Linked DNA regions of Homo sapiens: region 1 is linked to region 2. The links are chromatin contacts, found by Hi-C in ENCODE. All regions are on one chromosome and are shown on one strand. The core of a region is the stretch at or near the end of the contact, and the rest is flanking DNA. Distances in the headings are between cores, read along the strand shown. Region 1 holds the start of SRD5A3 (steroid 5 alpha-reductase 3). Region 2 overlaps LOC105377657 (a long non-coding RNA gene).

What was found. A loop is a pair of places that touch in the nucleus more often than their neighbours do.
Region 1: a map of ascending aorta shows a loop between it and region 2 (2.6-fold over the local background). The contact joins the promoter of SRD5A3 here to the enhancer-like site in region 2. A Hi-C loop is called at or near these places in 1 of 168 maps with a recorded cell type or tissue (ascending aorta).

Annotation. Positions count from the first base shown.
Region 1 is chr4:55,344,678-55,349,409 of GRCh38, reverse strand. SRD5A3 (steroid 5 alpha-reductase 3) reads right to left here and starts at 3,168. Exons shown (of 5, transcript NM_024592.5): 1 at 2,853-3,168. The coding sequence starts at 3,073. RefSeq lists silencers at 2,586-2,855, 3,066-3,235 and an enhancer at 2,687-3,447.
Region 2 is chr4:54,782,519-54,786,934 of GRCh38, reverse strand. The region is part of intron 2 of LOC105377657 (a long non-coding RNA gene); the gene reads right to left. Among named protein-coding and RNA genes, the nearest start is that of LINC02358, 61 kb to the left of the region's middle. Within about 2 kb of position 2,679, at least 12 of the 41 ENCODE cell types and tissues checked have a DNase peak (open chromatin) inside an H3K27ac peak, as active enhancers do; they include ascending aorta, where a contact is called at or near this core.

The sequences.
Region 1 (4,732 bases), core at 1,919-4,418, 560 kb before region 2:
ATGGGATTTACAACTGCCTATTTCTAACTGTAGCAATTATGAACTTATTTTCATTTTTAAGAGTACTGCTAGAGGGCCGGGTGCAGTGGCTCATGCCTGTAATCCCAGCATTTTGGGAGGCCAAGGTGGGTGGATCACTTGAGGTCACGAGTTCAAGACCAGCCTAGCCAAAATGTTGAAACCCCGTCTCCACTAAAAAATACAAAAATTAGCCAGGCATGGTGGTGTGCACCTCTAGTCCCAGCTACTCAGGAGACTGAGGGAGGAGAATTGCTTGAACCCAGGAGGCAGAGGTTGCAGTGAGCTAAGACTGAGCCACTACGTTCCAGCCTGGGCGACAGAGCGAGACTCCATCTCAAAAAAACAAAACAAAAGAGTACTACTAGATTTTGCACAGGAAAAATATTCACATATAAGTATCAAGGTTAACGTTACCAAATGATTTTAAATTTGGATTAACCAAGATATTTACTAAATGCTACCATCTGGGATAAATCCATTCTCACTTAATCTTTCACACAGATTGAGCTTCACATGGTACAAGATATTTCCCACGAAGTATACCAGAGGATAAGAGCTTGGGATTTAAATTCCAACAGGCAGGGTTCAGGTACCACCCTTGCTAGTACTAGCATCACTGCACAACTGCTATCTTCTAAGCTTGAGTCTGCATGTGTGTAAATGGGAATAATGACAATAACATCTCCCTCACAGGTCCACTGTGAGGATTAAATGAGGAAAGGCACGTACTCCTTAGTAGTCATCACATAATCATATATGTAAACATTTAGTCAATGGTGGTTACTATTTATAAACCAGTAAAATCTCTCCCACATGCTCCTTAGCCATTAGCACATTTTTTTAAATGATAAAAGTGATAAGCATCTTGTGAATGAAGACATTTTGGAAAATACAGAGACGTATAAAAAAGAGGCCATAGACTCTTACCTCCACCCAACTCTAATTATCTGCCTATTTCATATAAACAGGGGTATAAAATTTAAAAAGAGAGTAATACATGTATTAATTTTTTGGAGACACTGCCAGTTTTGATGCAAGTTATCTTTTTTTTGTCACAATAAAAATGCCTTTCATTATTGGTCTGGATGTTTTGTACCTTCTCCAGTACTAAAAGAAATGTCTGTTTAAATTTAGAGAAGGAGGGGAAGGGCACTTGAACACTATGGGAGGTTCTACTGTAGAATTCTGGAAGAAGAAAAAGGTGTAAATTATTTCACAATAGAGTAGAAATTACAGGAAGTCCAAACAGAACCAACTGTTACAGTAATGAATAAGGAAAAGGTACCAAGTCTCTTTCTTGGCTGTCATGTAATAACAGACTTGAGTTGCAACAGCTGGGGTGTATGCAAGTTCAGGGGATGATTTTACATGTGCCATTTAATCCAGGTACACTAGACTAGTACCTTTCTCAAAACTCAGAAAATAAATTGCTGTGAAGTATAAAAGGATTCAACCCTGATTACAAATGGGATAACAGGTAATTTTTGCTTAAAAAGAGCCTCTAGGAAACAGGAGGTTTGATCAATTTGTTTCATGTACTTCTACTTCTTCCCTTTAGGGTGCCTCAGAATGACCTAGTTCTCCCTTCTCTGTGTTAACACATGACACATCTTTCTCTGACAGTCAAAATTCGCAGATTATCCAAGTTTTAGAAGCCAAATTATACTTGTCCCTTTGTTGCCTGCGGACCTGGGGCACTGCCTATGAGTGTTTCAAGCGACAACCCAGATGTTTTTAACCTTTAAAAAAAAATTTTTTTTAAATACAAGGTATTTCTCTGTTGCCCAGGCTAGAGTGCAGTGCCATGATTATAGCCCACTGCAGTCTCCAATGCCTGATCTCAGATGATCTTCCTGCCTTCATTCCAAGTAGCTGGCACTACAGGCACACGCCACCAAGCCCTGCCAATTTTTTGTATTTTCAGGAGAGACGGAGTCTCACTATATTTCCCAGCCTGGTCTCGAACTCCTGAACTCAAGCGATCCGCCTGCCTCAGCCTCCTAAAGTGCTGGGATTACAGGCGTGAGCCACTGCGCCCGGCCTAAGATGCATCTTAAGGGGCACTGTTCTATTTCTACCATCTCGAATAGTATTTGGCCAACTCTTTCCAGCTATGTCCTGAATTTAAAGTGGAAAAAGGAGAAGAAGAAAATTATAACAGGTCTCTATTTAAAACCTGACGATTTAATCCTTCGCTGAACTGGGTTACAGAATTTTTCGAAAGTCAAATGGAGCTTCGGGACGGGCCTGCCTATGACCTGCACCTTGGGCCACCTTCCCCAGGGGCACCTGCCAAGGTGCAGGTTAGGGCGACTCAGTCCTTTGTCCCCACTGCAAGGGTTGGGAAGAGAAACGGGGGAAGCCGAGGCCGAAGAGCCGGCCTAACTTCATTTCCACAAATGATTCCCGGTGACCTCAAGTTAGAGTATGAGCCACTGGAGTGCAGGGTACGGGAAAAAGGAGAATTTGGGGCAAGGGGCACTTCAATTTGCCGCCTAAATTCGCATGACCAGGCCTAAATTCGGATGCGTTGCCATTTCCCACAGGGAAAGGCTCCGTGCGGCTACCAGTTCACATTCCTCCAGCTGAGTGCAAGCGGCTCCGCTCTCCCTCGGCGTCCGCGGACACCCGGGCACTGCTCCCCGGAGCCACGCAGCAGCCGGGGCATGGCCGGGGCCAGGCCGAGGGAGCGCCGTGCTGCGCCCGGGAACCCGCCAGGGCCTCCCAGGCCGGGTCCCGCCTCTGCTGCCCCCTGCTGGCTGCCCGCGAGCCGGGGCGCCCCGAACTCTCAGCGCCTTGACCACCGCGGCTCGGGACCGGGGCGCGGTTACCTCTTGGGGACATCAAAGGCTCGGCAGGCGGCGGGGCGCGACGGCTCCCCACACTTGGTTTTCCCATAGCGGATCAGGTCCTGGAAGATCGCGCAGCCCGGGAGCAGGCCGGGCGGCAGGAGCTGCAGCAGTAGGGTCAGCAGGAAGGCGGCGGTCAGCGTGAGCCACACCGCGCGCAGCGGGTTCAGCGCCGAGTGCTCGGCCTCCGCCCAGGGAGCCATGGCCCGCGTGCCCGCCTTCCGCGCTGCTGGCGCCCCCACCGCCCGCTAGCCCGCGGAAGAGCGGCCACTAGCGCGCGGCGCACCGGTCTCAGCCTAGCGGGACGTCGGTGACGCGGCGCGGGGCGGGGACGCGCAGAGCCCCTCCCGGACTCGCCGCTCAGCCGCGGAGGTCCTTGGTCCTGGTCGCGCTGGCGCTGGGTGGTCGCTCGCAGTCCCTAATCTGGGCATGGGGATTCTTAGATGGAGCTCCAGAATATGATTCATCAGAAGCAAAGACGCAAAACAGACGAGACCACGTGTCTGCCACTCTTATCAACATTATCTCCAAAGCAAAAAATGGAAACCTTACATGTTGCATTTTAGTTTATTTAGCTAAATTATGATACACTGACATGTTAGAATATCATGCAGTCATTGAGAATTATTATGACGAGTGTAGAAACAGGGAAAGCTGTTTAGGAAACAATATGTGAAGTGAAAAACAAAACCAACCATAAAAATACATAGCTATGATTGCAAACAACTATATTAATATGAATGTGTGTATATATGGATAAAGAAGGCAGATCACACCCAAAAATGAATAATTATGTTAGGATGCTGGAAATGTGTTGGATATGTGTATAATGTAAACATGTAGACAAGTAATTGCACATAATAATAAAAATCATAGTGGTAAAAACTGTGTTTAAAAAACAGCAGTCGCTTACCAATAGGGTTCCAATCCTTAGAAGCAAAGTTTTTAAATTCCATCAGCTGTTTCCTGTAACATTTATCTCAGGTAGTGACAATGCTATTTATTGACTCACTGATTTTAAACAACACTGATTTTATTTACTATAAGTGAAAATCTAGCTCTTTTAAGTATTTAAAAGTCTTTAAAATGTTAATTCTGAAGTATTGTATGCCTACTGTATGACAGGCATCATTTTGGATACTGAGGACAGAGGGGTTTACAAGATAATTGTCACTGCTTATTTGGAGCTTACATTTTTGAGATTGGGTGGTGGGTGAGAAGTGGAAGAGGGGAGAGGTAGCCAACTCATCACCCTTACCCCAATGAGATACCCGATATGTGTGTTGAATAAACATCAGGGTGGGTAGGTTAGTGGGACTTTGGACTGTTAAATGAGCAAGCTTTTAAAGTTTTCTTCTTTGTGCAAAAGACACCTAAGGCTTTACCCGTCCTTTGACAGCCAGGTGATTAAGGATGGTTAAATTGGCATTCTAGCTAGGACAATGAGGCCTTATTGAGTGATCCTGGATCTCTTTTGCGGGAGTCACCCTTTCACTGTTTCTTTCTTTTCTTTTTTTTTTTTTTGAGATGGAGTCTCGCTTTGTCGCCCAGGCTGGAGTGCAGTGGCCTGATCTCTGCTCACTGCAAGCTCTGCCTCCCAGGTTCACACCATTCTCCTACCTCAGCCTCCCGAATAGCTGGGACTACAGGTGCCCCCCCAACCACGCCTGGCTTTTTTTTTTTTTTTTTTTTTGTATTTTTAGTGGAGATGGGGTTTCACTGTGTTAGCCAGGATGGTCTTGATCTCCTGACCTCGTGATCCATCTGCCTCGGCCTCCCAAAGTGCTGGGATTACAAGCATGAGCCAATGCTCCTGGCACCCCTTCACTGTTTCTTTATTTTTCTTAGGTTAACTCTCTGTA
Region 2 (4,416 bases), core at 1,430-3,929:
TCAACATCACTAATCATCAGGGAAATGTGAATCAAAGCCACAGTGAGATATCACCTCACACCCATTGATATGGTTATTGTCAAAAACAAAACAAGGCTGGGAGTAGTGGCTCACATGTGTAATGCCAGTACTGTGAGAGGCCAAGGCAGGAGGATCACTTGAGGCCAGAAGCTCAAGACCAGCCTGAGCGAAACAGTAAGACCCCGTCTCTTCAAAAAATTAAAAAATTAGCTGGGCATGGTGGTGTGCCCGTAAAATCTCAGCTACTTGGAAGGCTGAGGTGGGAGGATCGCTTGAGTCCAGGAGTTCGAGGCTGCAGTGAACTATGATCACACCACTACACACCAGCCTGGGTGACAGAGCAAGACCTTGTCTCAAAAATAAATAAATAAATCAGACAAAAAAGATTAAAATGTTGGTGAGACTGTGGAGAAATTGGAATTTTTATATACTGTTAGTGGGAATGTAAAACAGTGCAGCCAATATAGAAAACAGTATAAAGTTTCCTCAAAAAATAAAAAATAGAACTACCATATGTTCCAGCAATTCCACTACTGGGTATATCCCAAAAGAATTGAAATTAGAATCTTGCAGGGATATCTGTACTCCCATGTCCATTGCAGCAGTATTAGCAATAGCCAAGACATGGAAGCAACCAAAATGTTCACTGGCAGATGAATGGATAAAAAAATATGGTATATATATACAATGGAATATTATTCAGCCTTTAAAAAGAAGAAAATCCTGTCACTTGAGACAACATGGATGAACCCGGAGGACATTATGCTAAGTGAAATGAGCCAGTCACAGAAGACAAATACTGCATGATTCCACTTCTATGAGGTACCTAAAATAGTCAGACTCACACAAGCAGAAAATAGAAGTGACTACCAGGAGCTGAGCTGGGGGGAGTAGGTTGGGACTTGTTCAGTTGATATAAAGTTTTGGTTATGCAGGAGAAATAACTTCTAGAGATCTGCTGTACAGCATAGCACCCATAGTGAATGGTACTGTATTATGCCCTTAAACATTTGTTATGAGGTTAGATCTCATGTTAAGCACTCTTGCCAAAAACAAACAACACAAAACAAAGAAAAAGGAAAAAAACAGTGGAGGGAGGACACAGGGAAACTTTTAAAGGTGATGGAGATGTCTATTACCTTGATTGTGGTGATAGTTTTATAGGTGTATGCATATGTCCAAACTCTTCAAATTATATGCATTAAACGTACATAGTTTTAATATATCAATTATATCTCAATAAAACTATTAAAAAACAAATCAAATTAACTTCAGTACTATATATTATTTAACCTGTCATATATTTAAAAATATCATTTCAGCATGTAATCAACATAAAAATTATTAAGTATTTTCACAGTCCTTTTTTCATACTAAACCTTTGGAAACTGTTGCATATTTTATACTAACAACACATCCCAGTTCGAGACACCTATATTTCTAGTACTCAGTTGCCACATGTGGTCATGGCCACTGTAGTAGACAGTGCAGCTCTGTGGCCTCAGCCCACAGAGATGAGCCTAGGATGCTTTGCATTGCAGAACTGTCTTTCTCTTAACGCTTGAGCTATTGGGAAATCAGAGCCATGTTATTTATCATGAAAGAGCATTTGATTAAAAGTATAAAATATCCTAGGTCAGATGGCTCACTGTAGTTGCAGGGGAGACAGTGAATTGCTGACCATGCACTGTGATACATCAAAATATAGGGACATTCAGGCACCTCCTCAGCCTACTGAATCAGGATCTTTGGGGTGAGTCTAGAAAACAGATTTTTAAGTACAGGTTTTAATATGATAATAAGTGGTGCCTGTTATTAATGGGAGGACATTGAATCCCAGAGAGAATGAATGACTCACTCATGTTCTTCTCATAGTTAGGGGTCAGCTAGACCTAGAACCTCACTTGGACCCACTAGACACCTTTCCACGCCCTCACCACAATCACTGCCAACTGCTATTCCAGCACAATTCTTGCCAAGAAAATACCTGCTGTCATGTGACAGGTATCAGCACACTTTAGGAGCAGTCAAGACAACTTCCTAAGAAGGTAAACTATATTTTCCCAACTTACCAAATTAGAGTAAGAAGAATAGATTTCTTCCTTTAATCTGGCTTTGTCTCAGACTGGAAGTGCTCTCTTGTCCAGTTAGAAACTAATCGTGATAAAATTAGTAGGCCAGAAGGACACTCATGGCCCATCTTTAACAGGATTTATAGCCCTGGTTCCTTTTCTTGTTGCCTCTGTGGAAATGTGCAAGCATACACATAGTTAGGAAGGTTTGAAGGAAATGCCTTAGAGAAGTCTCAGTGACCAAGAAAAGCTAGTCAAATTGCCAGCTTCGGCCACAGCCATGTGTTAAAATGCTCTGCAGACCCAAGTGTGATCATGAAACAAGTACAGCAAGAACAGCAGGTCTGTAAACATCCTGATGACAATGGGGAACAAACAGCTGGGCCGAGACCAGATCGGTTCAGGCAAATGTGCTCGTGCTTTTGATCCAAGTGCAAGATGAGCGGATGCAGGGGAGGCGGCAGCTGCGGCACAGCTGGACTCAGGAGGCATGTGATAGCGTGACTTGCAAATCATGCTGGAAAAATTCATTCTACTAAGCTTGGACGTGAACACAGTCACGTGGGGCCCATCAGCTCACACACTGCAGCCAAGAGCGAGACAGAAATGCAACCGGGCTAATAAGAGGCGTCAGGCCCACTTCTAGTTGGACACGGCTGTCTTTCAGGGAAGGAATGGGACAGGAAATGCACTATATTTGGAAATGACTCTAAATTTAGAATGAAAGACTGACTTGAGAATACTGAAAACTTGATTGAGAGATACTTAAATGTATTTTATAAGCATGGAAGGCATTTACTGGGGTCTCTACCATAGTGTTTTTTGCTTGTTTGTTTGTTCGTTGAAGACAAGGTCTCACTGTGTCACCCAGACTGGAGTGCAGTGGCACAATCACAGCTCACTGCAGCCTCAACCTCCTGGGCTCAAGTGTTCCTCATGCGTCAGCCTCCAGAGTAGCTGAGGCTACTTGACCACAGGCAAGCACCACATGCCTGGCTAATTAAAAAAATTTTTTTTTGTAGAGATGGTATCTCCCTGTGTTGCCCTGGCTGGTCTCAAACTCTTGGGCTAAAGTGATCCTTCCACTTCAGCCTCCTAAAGTGCTGGGATTGCAGTTGGGAGCCACAGCTCCTGGCTTCATAGTGTTTAATATGAAAGGCTATTCTGATCTTTCCTACTGGTCTAGCACTTTGGGGTTTGCAAAGAGCCTTACATTCACTTTCACTTCACCAATGAGTAAATAAGCCTCAGAAAAACTGAGTAAATACTAGAGCTCCAGTGGCGCAATCGGTTAGCGCGCGGTACTTATACAGAAAAACTGAGTAAATACTGAATGTATGTGTGTGTAGACATACAATATTACATGATGTGCTATTAATATAGCATGTGTATATATACTGTTTTACACATATTTATATATATTATCATACTATATATGCATATATGCATACTATTATAATCATTCATTTAACAAATATTTATTGAGCAATTACTTAGGTACCGGGCACAGTGCAGTATATCAACAAGGGTAAGGGATGCAGACATTGCAACTCTCATGGAACTCAGAGCCTAGTTAGGAAGAAAACCATTGCATAAACAATCACAACATAAATATGATTAGAGTCTGGAGTAAGTGCTACAAAAGAAAAGTCTAAGAGGTCACAAGAGTATAAGAAGAGGGTCTGCCTTGCCTGGAGCATCAGATGCTCCCCTGAGGAAGGAGCCTGTGAGCTGAGCGGTCCGGATGAGCAGGTGTTTTCTACAGTCTGTGCATTGTGTCTGCTGAGAATCTGGAAATTAAAAATGCTGCTGTTGGGGGTTTCACCATGTACGGACGAGGCAGGAGTTCCTCCAAAAAATACAAATTCCATGAGGTTAAATCAGACCTCTCAGCCCCAATCAAAAGGTAAGGACTTCGTGGAAGCTAAGGTCAAAGTCCAATCGATTTAATAGACCCTGAGAATGTAACATCCTATGGAAGCTGAAATCTAAGTGCAGGTTAGTTCTCCCAATTGCTTTCTGCCCTTTAAGGTTAGAGAAAGATGACAGCAAGAAGCATAAAACTCAGTTGTGGCTCTCAGAGCAGTCCTTGTTTTGAGGTTTTCTTTTTTCTGTCTTCTCCTTTCCCCCCTGTCTCCTCTCTGTCTTTGTCCTCCTTCCTCTACCTTCTTTATTTTTCACTGTTATAGATTAGTACCATCTATTCTATTAATATTGACTATAAATGCATGTTTTCTTCATGTTAAATGCCTATCAATTGTCTTCTACCTTCCAAAAGTTAAAAATGTATATATGATATGGCAAAACTTGTGCTAGATCACAA